Linked DNA regions of Homo sapiens: region 2 is linked to region 1. A link is a contact called in ENCODE Hi-C or POLR2A ChIA-PET data. All regions are on one chromosome and are shown on one strand. The core of a region is the stretch at or near the end of the contact, and the rest is flanking DNA. Distances in the headings are between cores, read along the strand shown. Region 1 overlaps KIRREL3 (kirre like nephrin family adhesion molecule 3). Region 2 holds the start of KIRREL3-AS1 (KIRREL3 antisense RNA 1).

Evidence for each region. Hi-C counts contacts between places; a loop is a spot of excess contacts on that map. ChIA-PET counts read pairs that join two places held with the same protein, here RNA polymerase II (POLR2A). Pooled maps may share reads with other maps.
Region 2: a loop to region 1 is called in a pooled map, with 4 times the contacts of the local background. The contact joins the promoter of KIRREL3-AS1 here to the enhancer-like site in region 1. A Hi-C loop is called at or near these places in 1 of 168 maps with a recorded cell type or tissue (endothelial cell of hepatic sinusoid) and 1 of 50 pooled maps. POLR2A ChIA-PET finds 5 or more read pairs at or near these places in 3 of 52 experiments (OCI-LY7, WTC11 and activated B cell).

The regions. Positions count from the first base shown.
Region 1 is chr11:126,471,732-126,478,081 of GRCh38, forward strand. It overlaps KIRREL3 (kirre like nephrin family adhesion molecule 3), which reads right to left. Exons shown (of 17, transcript NM_032531.4): 5 at 1,578-1,735. Among named protein-coding and RNA genes, the nearest start is that of KIRREL3-AS1, 69 kb to the right of the region's middle. Within about 2 kb of position 2,665, at least 6 of the 41 ENCODE cell types and tissues checked have a DNase peak (open chromatin) inside an H3K27ac peak, as active enhancers do.
Region 2 is chr11:126,541,029-126,547,416 of GRCh38, forward strand. KIRREL3-AS1 (KIRREL3 antisense RNA 1) reads left to right here and starts at 2,799. Exons shown (of 2, transcript NR_174952.1): 1 at 2,799-3,216. The region is part of intron 2 of KIRREL3 (kirre like nephrin family adhesion molecule 3); the gene reads right to left. RefSeq lists enhancers at 2,437-2,943, 2,944-3,448.

The DNA of each region.
Region 1 (6,350 bases), core at 1,415-3,914:
TTGGTTGGTCTGCTTTGATATAAAGCCTGCTTGCTATCTCCAGGAATTAGCTTACCCTGGTCCTTCCCTGGGTCTGCAAGGCCCCAGATGTCAAAGCATCATAAAATACACAACATTTTAAAGACACAATTAATACGGGGGCCAGTTCAGGGTGCTTCCAGCCCTTGGTATCGTGTGTGAATTAGAGACCAGAACCCCTGTTGGTAGACACAGCAGGGCAAGGGCTGTTGGGTAAGGGATCATGGGCTGGATTTCAGCCCTCCCTGGCCCCTGAGCCAGGCACCTTGGAGATGGTGGAGCCTAAACGGCTTCACCTGGCAGCCCTGGAAAGTGGCCAGATTTAGCAAATAAAATACAGGATACTCAGTTAAATGTGAATTTCAGATATATAATGACTGTCTTCTTTAGTATAAGTATGGCTTGTGAGTATGTCCAATGCAGTATTTGGAAGATACTTACATTAAAAAGTTATTATTTTTCTGAAACTCAAATTTAACTGGGCATCTGTCTTAGCCCAGCTGGGCTGCTATAACAAGATATATAAACTGGGCGGCTTATAAACCACAGACATTTATTTCTCACTGTTCTGGAGGCCGGGAAGTCCAAGATCAACGCAGATTTGTTGTCTGTTGAGGGACAGACACCTGGTTCATAGATGCCCTCTTCTCACTGTGTCCTCACAATGTGGAAGGGACAAGGGGTCTCCCTCAGGCCTCTTTTTTGTAAGGGCACTGATCCCATTTATGAAGCTCCACCCCCATGACCTGATCATCTCCTAAAGGCCCCACCTCCTCATACTTGGGGGTTAGGATCTTGACATAGAAATGTTGGGAGCCACAAACATTCAGACCGTGATTGCATCCTGCATTTTATCTGCACCCCTAGAACCTGGCCACTACTGTCCCTGAGTCTCCTCGTCTGACCATGGCCTATTGTTAGGGTCTTCCCCAGCAGTTACCCTAGGACATAGAGGAGAGAGAGAGAGAGAGAGAGAGAGAGAGCACAAGTCAGATAAAAGGATGGACACACATACAAATGAGTAGGAGAACCACAGCATGAATGAGAAAAAGTGACACAGAGTGAGAGAGCAAAAAAAGATACAAGGAGACAAAGAGTGAGAGAAACCAAAAGGGGCAGGAGAGAGGGACAGCTGCAGAGAGACAGGGCAGCTGGTTCCCTCCCCATCCAGCCCCCATTATCCCCCCTCTACCTAAGCCCAGCCCCTCCCCAGCAGCCCCCCACCATCCTCCTCTCTACCTAACCCCCAGCCCCTGCCAACCAGCCCCCCACTATCCTCCCCTCTACCTAACCCCCCCAGCCCCTCTCCCCAGCCCCCACCATCCTCTTCTCTACCTAACCCCCCAGCCCCTCTCCTCTTAGGCCCCCATCTAGCCCCCCGCCTAACCCCCTCTCTACTTAACCTCCACCCCTCCTAGTCCCCTCCTAATCCAGCCCCCGCTCCTTTAGCCCCCTCCTTACCTAGCCTCCTCCCCATCAACTCCCTGTCCACCTAGCCCCCTCCCCACCCACTCCCCTTGAAGCCCGTCCACACCCACCCCCTCCCCTCCAGGCCTCACCTTGGAGTAGGTGGCCCCATTGATGACCTCTCCCTTTCGCAACCAGATGATGGAGGCTGCAGGCTTGGCATTGTCTGCGTGGCAGGTGAGGTTGAGAGGGTCCCCCGCACGCAGGCTGATCACAGGGCCCCCCAGGATGACGGGGTCATCAGGCGGCACTGCGGGGAGAGAAGCAGTGAGGTCAGGCCGAGGCTCCCACCTCGGGCAGGACGGCAGGCAGGCTGGGAGGATTTTGTGGAGATGGCAACAAACAATAATTATCACACATTAATAAAACGCATCGTCCGCTTGTATCGTAATGATGAGAGCAGCACCCACAGTGATCCCTGACATGTGCACTGCGTGCTTACAGTGGAGGATATTCCTGCCAGTCATCGCATCCCTGCTCAGGACCTGCCAGGAGGGGACAGGGCCAGCAGCCTCAGCCTGCACTCCCAGACCCAGAAGCAGAGCTCTGTGGCCCAGGCGATGTCTGTGGCTGCTTTTTAACTTCTTTTTCCTTTTTTCGAGATGAAGTCTCTGTCACCCAGGCTGGAGTGCAGTAGCATGATCTCGGCTCACTGCAACCTCTGCCTCCCAGGTTCAAGTGATTCTCCTGCCTTAGCCTCCCAAGTAGCTGGGACTACAAGCACGTGGTACCATGCCCGGCTAATTTTTTTTTTTTTTTGTATTTTAAGTAGAGTTGGGGTTTCAACATGTTGGCCAGGCTGGTCTTGAACTCCTGACCTCAGGTGATCTGCTTGCCTTGCCTCCCAAAGTGCTAGGATTACAGGCCTGAGCCACCATGCCCGGCCAACACCTGGTTAATTTTTGTATTTTTAGTAGAGATGGGGTTTCACCATGTTGGCCAGGCTGGTCTCGAACTCCTGACCTCAGGTAATCCACCCGCCTCAGGCTCCCAAAGTGCTGGGATTACAGGCGTGAGCCACGGCACCTGGCTTTTCTTTTTTCTTTAAATGAAGCACTGTCACACCTGCTGTCTGAGTTAGTCCTCACAACAGTCTGGTGAGGTCAACATTACCACCCCAATGACACAGATCCGGAAGCCGAGTTCCAGCAAGATTAGTGACTGGCTCAAGGTCACATGGTGGCAGAGCCAGGGCTGGAGGCCAGGCCCAGGGAACCTGGGAGCACCAGGCCGGCCCCTTCCCTGGCAGGGAGCAGGGTACAGGGCAGCCCTTCACAGTGGAGCCAGCGCTTCGGAGGGCTGTGTAAGCGCTGGCATCTCCTGAGCTCCTCACTCCTCCAGAGCGGCTCCAGCCCCTTCATCCCCAGAGGCAGCCTGATTCTCTCCTGTCCCAGCCTTCCACTGCATTTTGTAGTAGGGTCAGAGACGGGTGGCTCCCATCAAGGGATCCTGAGTGCCAGGAAGAGGGCCATCCGCGTCGGAGCACGGTCTCCGCAGTGCCCAGCACAGAGCCCTGTGCTGGGGAAACTCCACTGACATTTGCTGGCCCCACTGGGGTCACCCTTTGATTCCGATGAGGACCATGGGCTGAAGGATGGTGGATGATCATGGTTTGGAGGAGAGGCCCAGAAATCTGAAGTACCTTGCCTAGGACACAGGGCCTTTCCCATGCTTGTGCTTGGGGACACGTTGAGAGTCTCAGGCCTCTGCTGCTCCCTGGACAAGCCACAGAAGGGACAGGAGGTGAGGCGACTGTCCTCTGAGGAATCCCTGTTTCCCTTACCCCAGGAGGAGCTGGGCCCACCAGCTCTGGAGGCTGAGAGAGGCCCAGGGCCTCTGGACACATCAAGACGTGAGCTGTCTGTGTACACAGCAAACACAGAAGGGGTAGTTGGATAACGGGGGCGTGGGAACCTAGCACAAAGGGTCCTCTCTGCCTGGTGGCCAGAGAAGCCCGCCCTTCTATGCAGGCTCTGTGCTCGGGGCTCTGGGCTGGAGAAGTTCAGAGCTGAACAGTCACAGCTCCGGGCCCGTCCTGACTCCACTGGCTCAGCCTTCCAGCCTCAGCCTGCATGGGAACTTCCCTCCCCTTCTCAGGGGATCGCCCCGTCAGCCCTTCTCCTAGTCCACTCCGGCTTCTGTGAAAGCTCCAGGAGGGACAGGAAGCCCCAGTGGGGGCCGGTAAGAAGCCAAGAAGCAAACCTTCAGAACAGCTGCCTTGCCCTCCCTGCCCGGCCTTGGAGGCCTGCTCCCACACTAACAGCACAGCAGTGCCATTTCCTGAGGAACAAGCAACCTCCCAGGGCTTCCGAGAAGCCATCACTGACCCCAGGGGCAGCGAGCCCCGGACTCCACCGAGATCCTGGCTCAGGAACAGAGTCTGCCTCAGGCAACCCTGCCTGGCCCTGGGCTCTTGAGCCGGGAGGAAGCAGGCATGAATGGGATGGATGGAGAAGACGACCCCCCAGCCGCCCACCCCACACCCTTTCATTAGTGCCCATGGGCCTCCTTGGGGTGGGCCTGGCCACAGGGCAAAACGGAGGCGGCTCAGGGCTTTCCACCAAGTGGGGGTGGGTGCAACCACTTGTGGAGGAGGGGAATTGCATCTCCACGCGGTGAGTGGGGGACTTGCAGCAGGAAGAGCAGGGCTCAGAGGTGGCCAGCCTTCACCCTTCTTTCTTCAAGGCAGCCTCCCCGACCAGGATGGAGGAGCTCGGGCTCCATGAGCTAGCTGAGGGCCTGGAAAAAGAGCCACGTGGAGCCCTGGGGACAGCCTGGATACCTGGGGCCTCAGCCTTCCCAGTGACTGTGGAAAGTGCCTGAGAGCAGAGGGTGGAGCAGGAAGCCCCTTCTCTCAGGGTGGCTTCAGGTGCAAACGTGAGAGCTCGGAGGATCTGGGAACTGACCGCTCTCCAGCACGGACATTTACTGGGCCTTGGACAGGGGTTTGAAGCCTTGACTGCATGCTCCTCTGCAGAGGTTTTAAAACCTCACTGCGGGCCACACCCTGAGCAGCCAAGTCCCAGTCTCTGGAGGGGACCCCAGGCATCAGGACTTTGGGGAGCTCCCCAGGGGGTCCCATGGCAGGACCAGCTTTCTGGGCTCTGGACTCTGGGCTGAGGGGCAGGAGCCTCTGCTTGCTCTGAGCACAGTGCAGCCACCAAGGCCTTCCCGAGAATCCAAGACCCAGAGGACGGGCCCTTCCTCCTTGTGGCTGGAGTGTTGTGTTACTGGAATATCGGATTAGAGGCAGCGAGGACGAGGGAGGAGGGAGTGGGGCGTGTTGTGGGAGTGCTCAGGCACACGCACAGCCACGCACATACATCCACCCTCAGAATGGGGCCTGATTACATCTTCCCAAATAAGTGGTTATCATGCTGGGTATTCATGTAGCCAGGCATTATTGATTGGTCTTCGCTTCACTGCACACCAGATGGGGGTGGGGGCTGGGGGGGGGTGGGGGTTGGTGAGGATGGAGGATGTTTGGGGGCCAGCAGGCTGAAGAGAAATCAGCAGTCGCTCTTGGCAGCTGTGTCTGGCGTGGAAGGGGGCTCCTCATTACCTCCCCATTCAGACTCGGCCAGGCTGGGCCAGGCAGTGGCGAGGGGAGGAAGTTTCAGAGTGGTCCCCGCTTGGAGATGTATTATTCATCACCCCCTCGCAGGATTGGTTATTATCCTCAACCACTATAGAGTTTGGGCTTCTAATTTTTAATCACAAGGAAGGTGGAGGCGTTAGCCTTTTCGTGATTAATCCGGAGATAAAAATAGTTGACTGTTTTGGTGTTGTGCTTGTTGTCAGTCAGGAAAAAAATGGCATTAACTGTTGGGGCACTGAAGCCTGGGGAGGACTGAGCGGATCCCAGGCAGAGTGGGTCCCCAGAGCTGGAAGCCAGCCTAAGAGGCCACAGCGCGGCCTTAGCCGGGGGTGGCTGAGCGACACTCCTGCACCCAGCTGGCTCCTGGGGCATTGATTATGAAAGAAACACATCATCGCGGGATGCTGAGCTCTTTACAGTTTACTCTCCCATTGGCCAGGACTGGAGCAGGCAGCTTCAGTCTCCCTCCCTGCTCTGCCCCTACCTGCCCAGCTCTGCAGACTTTGCCTTGTTTGGGTGGGCGGTGGGGGTACCCGTCCCTTTCCCTGTGTGTGGGAGGGAGCCCCCAAAAGCTTTCCCCAAGTTCTGCTGCCAAAGACAATGGGGTCTCGGGTGGACAGGTGGCATGGGGAGAGGGAAATTGAGGCCAGAGAGCACAAGAGGCTGACCCAAAGTTACCAGTGACGAGAGCAAAGAAGGGTGAGGGTGGGCTTGGGACGCACATCCTGGCTGTAACTGGAGAGGTAAAGCTTTCATCTATTTCACGCACTAAGGTTCTCTCTAACCTCTATACTCCCCTTTTTTTAGAGACAGTTTGCCAGGTTGGCCAGCCTCGTCTGAGCAGGCTGGAAAAACTCTCTTGGTGCCAGGACAAGGACAGCACTGAGGGAATTTCCTCCAGTGTCCACTTGGTCACCCAACTGAGACCTGGCTGGGCTTCCAGGAATTCCTCGATGCTCCATCAGCCTGGGATGGTTGGTCTCTGAGCATGGCTGATCGGTGGCAGCTGGAGGGGTGGGGGACCAGCAGCACCACCCTCCTGCCCCCATACTGCATGGTGGAGAACCTCATAGACACCCAGCCCTTTGGAGAGCAAGACTGGTTCTCATTTGACTCAATGAGCAGCGAGTTCCCCACAATGCTGGCAGAGTGGGTCTATCACCAACACCAAACCCTCCAGGGGCTTCCCGCTGAAGGAGAGTAGGTGTTGCCTGCAAGCACCAGCACTTACGGCCCTCGCTGCCCCTGGGGCCTCGGTCTGTTCCAA
Region 2 (6,388 bases), core at 1,549-4,048, 69 kb after region 1:
AGCTGCAGGCTCGGCTATGGGCAGGCTCGGCTACAGCAGACAGAGTGCCCATCAACCCCTCTCAGAGGGCGTCAGCGTGGGCACCACCAGGAGAGGCTGGAGGCTAGGTCATGGATTGGCTGACTCCAAGATGCCCAGCACCTCTTGCTCCCATGTCTAAGGGGTACTGTATGGACACATGAAGCTTTGTCCTTGTCCTGGGCCCAGAAGGTACCAGTTGATGCTGCCTCTGCCACCTCTTAGCTGTGTGCCCTTGGGCCTGACTCTTTAACTAAGACTCAGATGCCTTATCTGTAAAATGCAAGGTTTAAGCGCCTTCCTCCCAACCCTAATGCTTGATGTTCTAACTTATCCAAAATCCTATTTCGGGGGTGGGGGGTGGTCCTAAGGTTGAAAATAATAAAATCAAGGTGCAAAGAAGTGAAAGCAAGTCTCTCAAGGACACTTGGCCTTTTGGGGGCTCAGATCTATATCCTAAACATTAAAAAAAGTAAACAAAATAATCATTTATGCTGCTATAGCCTTGTCAGTCAGAGACGGTTCTAAAACTTCCATGTGCATGAGGATCACCTGGGGGACTGGCTAAAAATAACAGTTTCCTGGGCTCCAACTCAGAGATTCTGGGATAGTGGCTCTGAGCTGGGTCAAGGAATCTGCATTTTAATAGCTTCTGGGTCATCCTTCTGCAGGCGGTTTCTGGGCCACATCCTAAGGGCACTGTTGTGTGCCCACAGCACGGGCTTGTGGGCCTGGGTTATTTCTAGTTCAGGCTCTGTCACTGGGTGGCCTTGATTAAGTGGCTGTCTCTCTCTCGGGGTGCGCATTGATGTTCCCACTGCACAGTGAAGGCATTTTCACACCTTTTGAAAGTTCATGCAACCCTTTTTGTCAGTGAAGTCTCACAGGGAATCCCAGTGTATAAAACGGTGGAGGCAGAGCTGAGGCAGCGCGGGAAGGACCGAGTCCTGCCCTCGGCAGCCCTGCAGCGGGCCCTCAGGACCCTCTGTGCAATGCTCAAGGATTCCAAAGGCCCTGTGCAGTTTTGATGCTCTTCAGGTGTCCTGTGAAGGACCACGTGGCTATATCCCACTGACGGTGTGAAAGCAGGCCCACCCGGCGTGCACTGAGTGACTCAGGCAGGCTGGTCTGAAGCACGAGGTGCCTTGGTCTTGCTCTCTGAGCCTGCATGGAGAATCACAGCTCAGACCTGGTGCTTATAGAGGAGTCTTCTCATGGTTCCTGGAGTTGTTCCCAACTGGACACAGACCATCTTGGGGCAACGTCCTGGGTTTCTCCCCTCTTGGAGACCAAATACAATCAACTCTTAATTATCTTTGTTAGTGGAGAAGAGCAGGGTGTGTATAATCTAGAATGATGGACAATCCAAAACAGTGAATAATCCTAAGTAACATTCATTTTCGACTTTGGAATGCATTTTGATATTCACATTTGAATATGGATATGTTTGATGTTCTAGGAATTTTTCATACTTAAAAAAAACACTCAACCCAAGGGTGGGGCTCCCTCTCTGCCTCCTACTCAGCTGAGGGGAGAACATCACCTCTGGGACTGGCCCAAAGCTACAGTCAGGTGCACCCCACCTTCCCCATCTCCTGTCTTTATGGCTCACACCTTATCTAGGAAGGGAGGGGGATATTAACAGATTTTGCCTTTAAAGGACTTTTATTCCCTTTGGACCTTATGCAAATAAGAGTAAAATAAGAAGCTGTGAAATGTTAACAGAGGACTTCATTAAGCAAACTTGGTGATAGCATTTGCCAGGAATGGGGACAATTTGCCAACAGATACTTGAGTGCTGACTATATATGTGTCCTAATTAAAAAAGTGATACTTCTCACTGCCCTGGGATTGTGGGCCGTCTTCTGGTGGGTTTGGGATATTAACCACAACTAACTCCGATACAAAGCACTTCACATACATTATCTTACCTAATCCACCTTCATAGCACCCCGTGGAGCAGGTCCCATCATCAGCCCCCATGTAGAGACTTGAATATCACAGCTCCAAGCCAGATGTCCCCCGTGAATATACCCTCCCAATTCTGCCCTATTCTACTCCACTCTGCCTCTCCTGTCACCCCCCAAACAGAGGCCCTGCAAAGCCTCAGCTGGTCTGCATCAATCAAAGAGAACGAAGCAAAACTAACTTGCCATTACTGCCCTAGTCTCTCTGATTGTTGGAAGTAGAGATGTTTCAAGGAGAGGTTTTGTGCTGGAAGCCCCTTGAAAGGATGGAGAGGGAGTGTGAGGACTGCCGGAGACGCCCAGCCTAGGAGGGGAAGCTTTCTGCTTTTCCAGCAGGACAGAACTCCTTAGAAGCAGGTGTAGCCCTGGCTCATATCCACCATCCTGAGAAATAGAAAATCTTTCCCATTTTACGGACAAGGAAACTCAGAGAGGTTAACTAACACATCCAGGGTCACAGGGTGTGGTAGAGGTAGGGTTTGAGCCATTTGACTCCAGGCCTGGCTTTTTTTCCCCCAACAGTAGCCGGTCAGCAGAGGGTGTTTGATCTGTGTGGTTTCCTCTTCAGAAAGCAGAGACTCACTACTGTGCCCCCTACCTGCCCCCAGCTGAGCTCCAAAAACAGCTATAAAGCTGATGGGAAGCCGATAGGACAGCCCCTGCCCTTCCTGAAGACCACGGAAACCTCTCCCATGGTGCCCTTGGGGCTGAGATCAGCTCTGTCACCAATACTTCAGGGCAAAAGTCGTTGGCACCACTTTTAATCCTAATCCTGTGTGGCCTTATTCAGAAGCCCTTTGCAAAGGCCGATCCCTAGCCATAGCTCTCTCTGCTCGGCCTTGGGCTGGGTGAATAATGACTTCCATTTCCTGCCCTGCTGGAGCCTTGGGTCTTTGCCACTGCCACCGTGGTGCTGAGCCACTTATTTGTTGTGAGATGACCCAAGGAGGACCAGCCGGTACCTGCTAGGCCCTTCTGCTGGGGCACGGGGTCAGGGGGCAGCACATGGGCATGTGGCCCCACTCCTGTCTGCTCCCCAGGACAACTCTATTTTCCAGCATGGAGTGCCCCTGGAGGTGGCGACAGCTCCTCTAATAAGAGAGTTACTCATGGCTTCACTGGAGAGAAGAGAGCAGCTTTCAACCCCCCTCTCCTAAACGCAACGATATTTGGTAACATGCGGCATCTTGGGGAGAGCATTCATGTCTGTAATTAGTTACTGTATATCACGGTTAGTACTCTGCTCAGAATTTACGGGGCAAATACCATTTAACTGCACAATAACTGCAGGTCCTTGCTGCTTATTGGGTAATTTACTAAGGCTGGAAGAACGGGGCAGGAGGGATTCTGAATGGGAGGTATTGTAACCCCTTGAATCAAACTTTATGAGTTTGGGTTTGGCAGGGAGGCAGCTGCTTGCAGCCAGTTCTCTTCTCTTTGTTTTGCAGAGTTGGCTGGCAGACTGCTTCCTTCCCTTGATTTATTGCAGGATGATAGGTCTGGGACTGGGGGTGGGACTGCCCGGGGCTACCTGGGGCTATGGAAGGGACTTTCCATAGAGGGTCTTTGGCTGAGAGTCTGCAGCAGGAACCCAGAGTCGGTGTCCTGGGGGCTCCATGCAGGACAGCAAATGGGCCCTGTCATTTATTTACTCCCTCCACGGGGCTGCTTTTTGTATCTGGGCCAGTGGGTGGAGAGTGCAGGGAGCTGTCCTTGGTTGGCAGCATCAAGATAATCGCCTAAGCCCTTTCTTCTCTTGCAAGTCCGTTGCTGCCTGGGAAGCAGCCATTCCTGGACACTTGGCCGACATTCCTGGCCTTAATCTGCTTGAGCAAAGTCTGTCTTTGTTTGGCCATGCACTGTCTAAACTCCTCTAACCTATTTAGGCCACAGAGAGGGGAGAAGACACAATAATGAAAAACTCAACGTGCAACATTGCCTTACGCAATCTAATAAATTACTTGGTACCCGGCTGCCAGCTCAGACTAAGCCCAATATTGCCTGCAGTAATTATTTGGATCAAATGCAGTTTATCTGCTTCATATTTGTGCTTCTGTGCTCAGTGATAACTTATAAATGTCATTGTGGTGTTTATTTGTTATAATGAAACTTAATGGCATTGGAAGCCAAGAGCAGAACTGGTGGGGCGGCAGGTTTAAAACAATCTCTTCATCTCGGGAGAAGGAATGAGCCAAGATAACATGAAACTGCCCTATAGGGAAGAGATTTGCAGAGATAGTGGTGTCCTCGTGCTGTGTGGTGGACGGGAGTGAGCCAGGAGCTTTGAGCTGGCACCAAGGGGAGCCGTCTTTGCCTCCAGAGATATCTATCTGGATCGGGGAGACATGGCTGAGCTTCACCCTGCACTGCCCCATCTGTCCTTGCTGCTTTCAGGGGTGGGAGGTGTTCAGTCTTTATACCACCTGATGCCTGCCTGGGATAAGAGATGAATAGGGATGGAAATTAGAGTCCCTGGGCCAGGCACGGTGGCCCACGCCTGTAATCCCAGCACTTTGGAAGGCCATTGAGGGAGGATTGCTTGAGCCCAGGAGTTCGAGACCAGCCTGACAACATGTGAGACCCTGTCTCAATTTTTAAAAATAAAATAAAATAAAATAAAATAAAATAAATAAAATAAAGAACTCCTGGATGACTGCATTATGGAGAACAGGCCTTCAGGGAGAAGGAAGGGAGCAGGGTTGGAGAATAAAGGAGGATATCATGAGGGCCCAGACAGAAGGTGGCAAGGCTTTCTCTTCTGGTTCTGGAGGGCATTGGTGGTAGGAAGCACAGAGCATGAGCAGAACAGGGAAGAGCTTTCAAGGGTTGCAGGGCAGGGCCCCCACTGGCGCTGCAGAAGTACCTGAGGCAAGGGCCATTTAATGTAGAACTCAGGGTTTTGGCTTCATACAGTCCTGGGCTCTGCTATTTCCTAGCTGTGTGGCTTTGGGCAAGTTATTTGTCTTTCCTAAGTTTCATTTTCTTTATGTGGAAAATGTGAGTGATAATAGATACCTCTCAAGATTCTGGTGATGATTAAATGAAGTGATGTGTGTAAAGTAATGACTGTGGTGTTTGGCACACAGGATATATGATAAATAAGGGGCTGTGGCAGTGATTGGCACATAGTAGATGTTCAATAAATGTTGAATGTATCCATGAATAATAACACTTCCCACTTGTGTGCATTACAAAACCCTCCTCCAAACAGCTGAGCTTGGATTTAGACCTCACAATTGTTCAGGGTTGATCTTCTCATTTTACAGTGGGAAATGGAGGCCCAGTGAGGTTATGGTAACTTGCCCAAGGCTTCCCAGCTGGTAGATGGAATGGGGTCTTAGTTCTCCTACCTCCCAGGGCAAGGTTGCTGCCACCAGTCCACCCTGGACAGCTCCCAATCTGTGCTGGGAGACTGACCTCATCCTTCCTGATGAGCTGCCCCTGCTCCTTGGAGACCAGGCACAGAGCCTGTGCTGACCTCCCCAGCACAACCTGGGGGCAGAAGCAAGCGGGCCGCTTTCTGTCCATTTCATCTTAATACAACATTCAGCATTCACTCATAAAATATTCATTTTCTCTCCTCGGTGACATGCTCATGCAAGTCTCCTAACATCATAAATATGGATGAAGACTATTAGTCATTTTTATTTATCTCACTAGCCCCTTCCCTCCCCAGCACACCTTTTGTCTTGATCTCAGCACAAATGGGACTGAATTGGGGCTATTAACCCGGATCTCTGATAATAAAGCCTTGCATCCTGTGGTGCTTTATACTTTTTTTCAAAGCATCACGCAATCGTGATGCATATTTTCTCCTTACAACAAATGCGTGGAGGAAAGAGGGCTAGCATCATGAGTATACCCATTTCGCAGATGAGAACATAGAGGTCAAGAGAGATCAAGGTCAAAGTCATATACTGAGACAGGAACAGAACTAATTTTTAAAAAACATTATTATTGTTATTTGTTTGTTTGACCTCCAAGGAAAGGTTCTCTGGGACACTGAGTGTGTTTGCTTCACACAAATAAATAATCTGTATAGTATTTTACAAGTTTATAAAGAGTGTTCACCCATGTTACTTGGTGGGTCCCCACAAGGCAGGTATGATTTACTCTTGTTTGACAAAGCTCACACAACCAGTTAGTGGCAGATCTGGGCTCTAAAACATTATTTCCCAAAGTGGATTTCAGGGACCACTAGTCCTGACACATGCTGCAGGAAAAATGTTTTGTGGTCAAATGAGTTTGGGAACTCTGTGAGTCATATCCCCTTTGGGTGGCTTACCATGGCCTTTGGTGTATTAGTGTCTCTGAGAAGTTCTGCAGGAAAGACTCTCATTTTGTTAGGTCTCATGTAGCTTCTCCCCACCGTGTCTAATCACGAAGGCTGCATCTGACGGAAA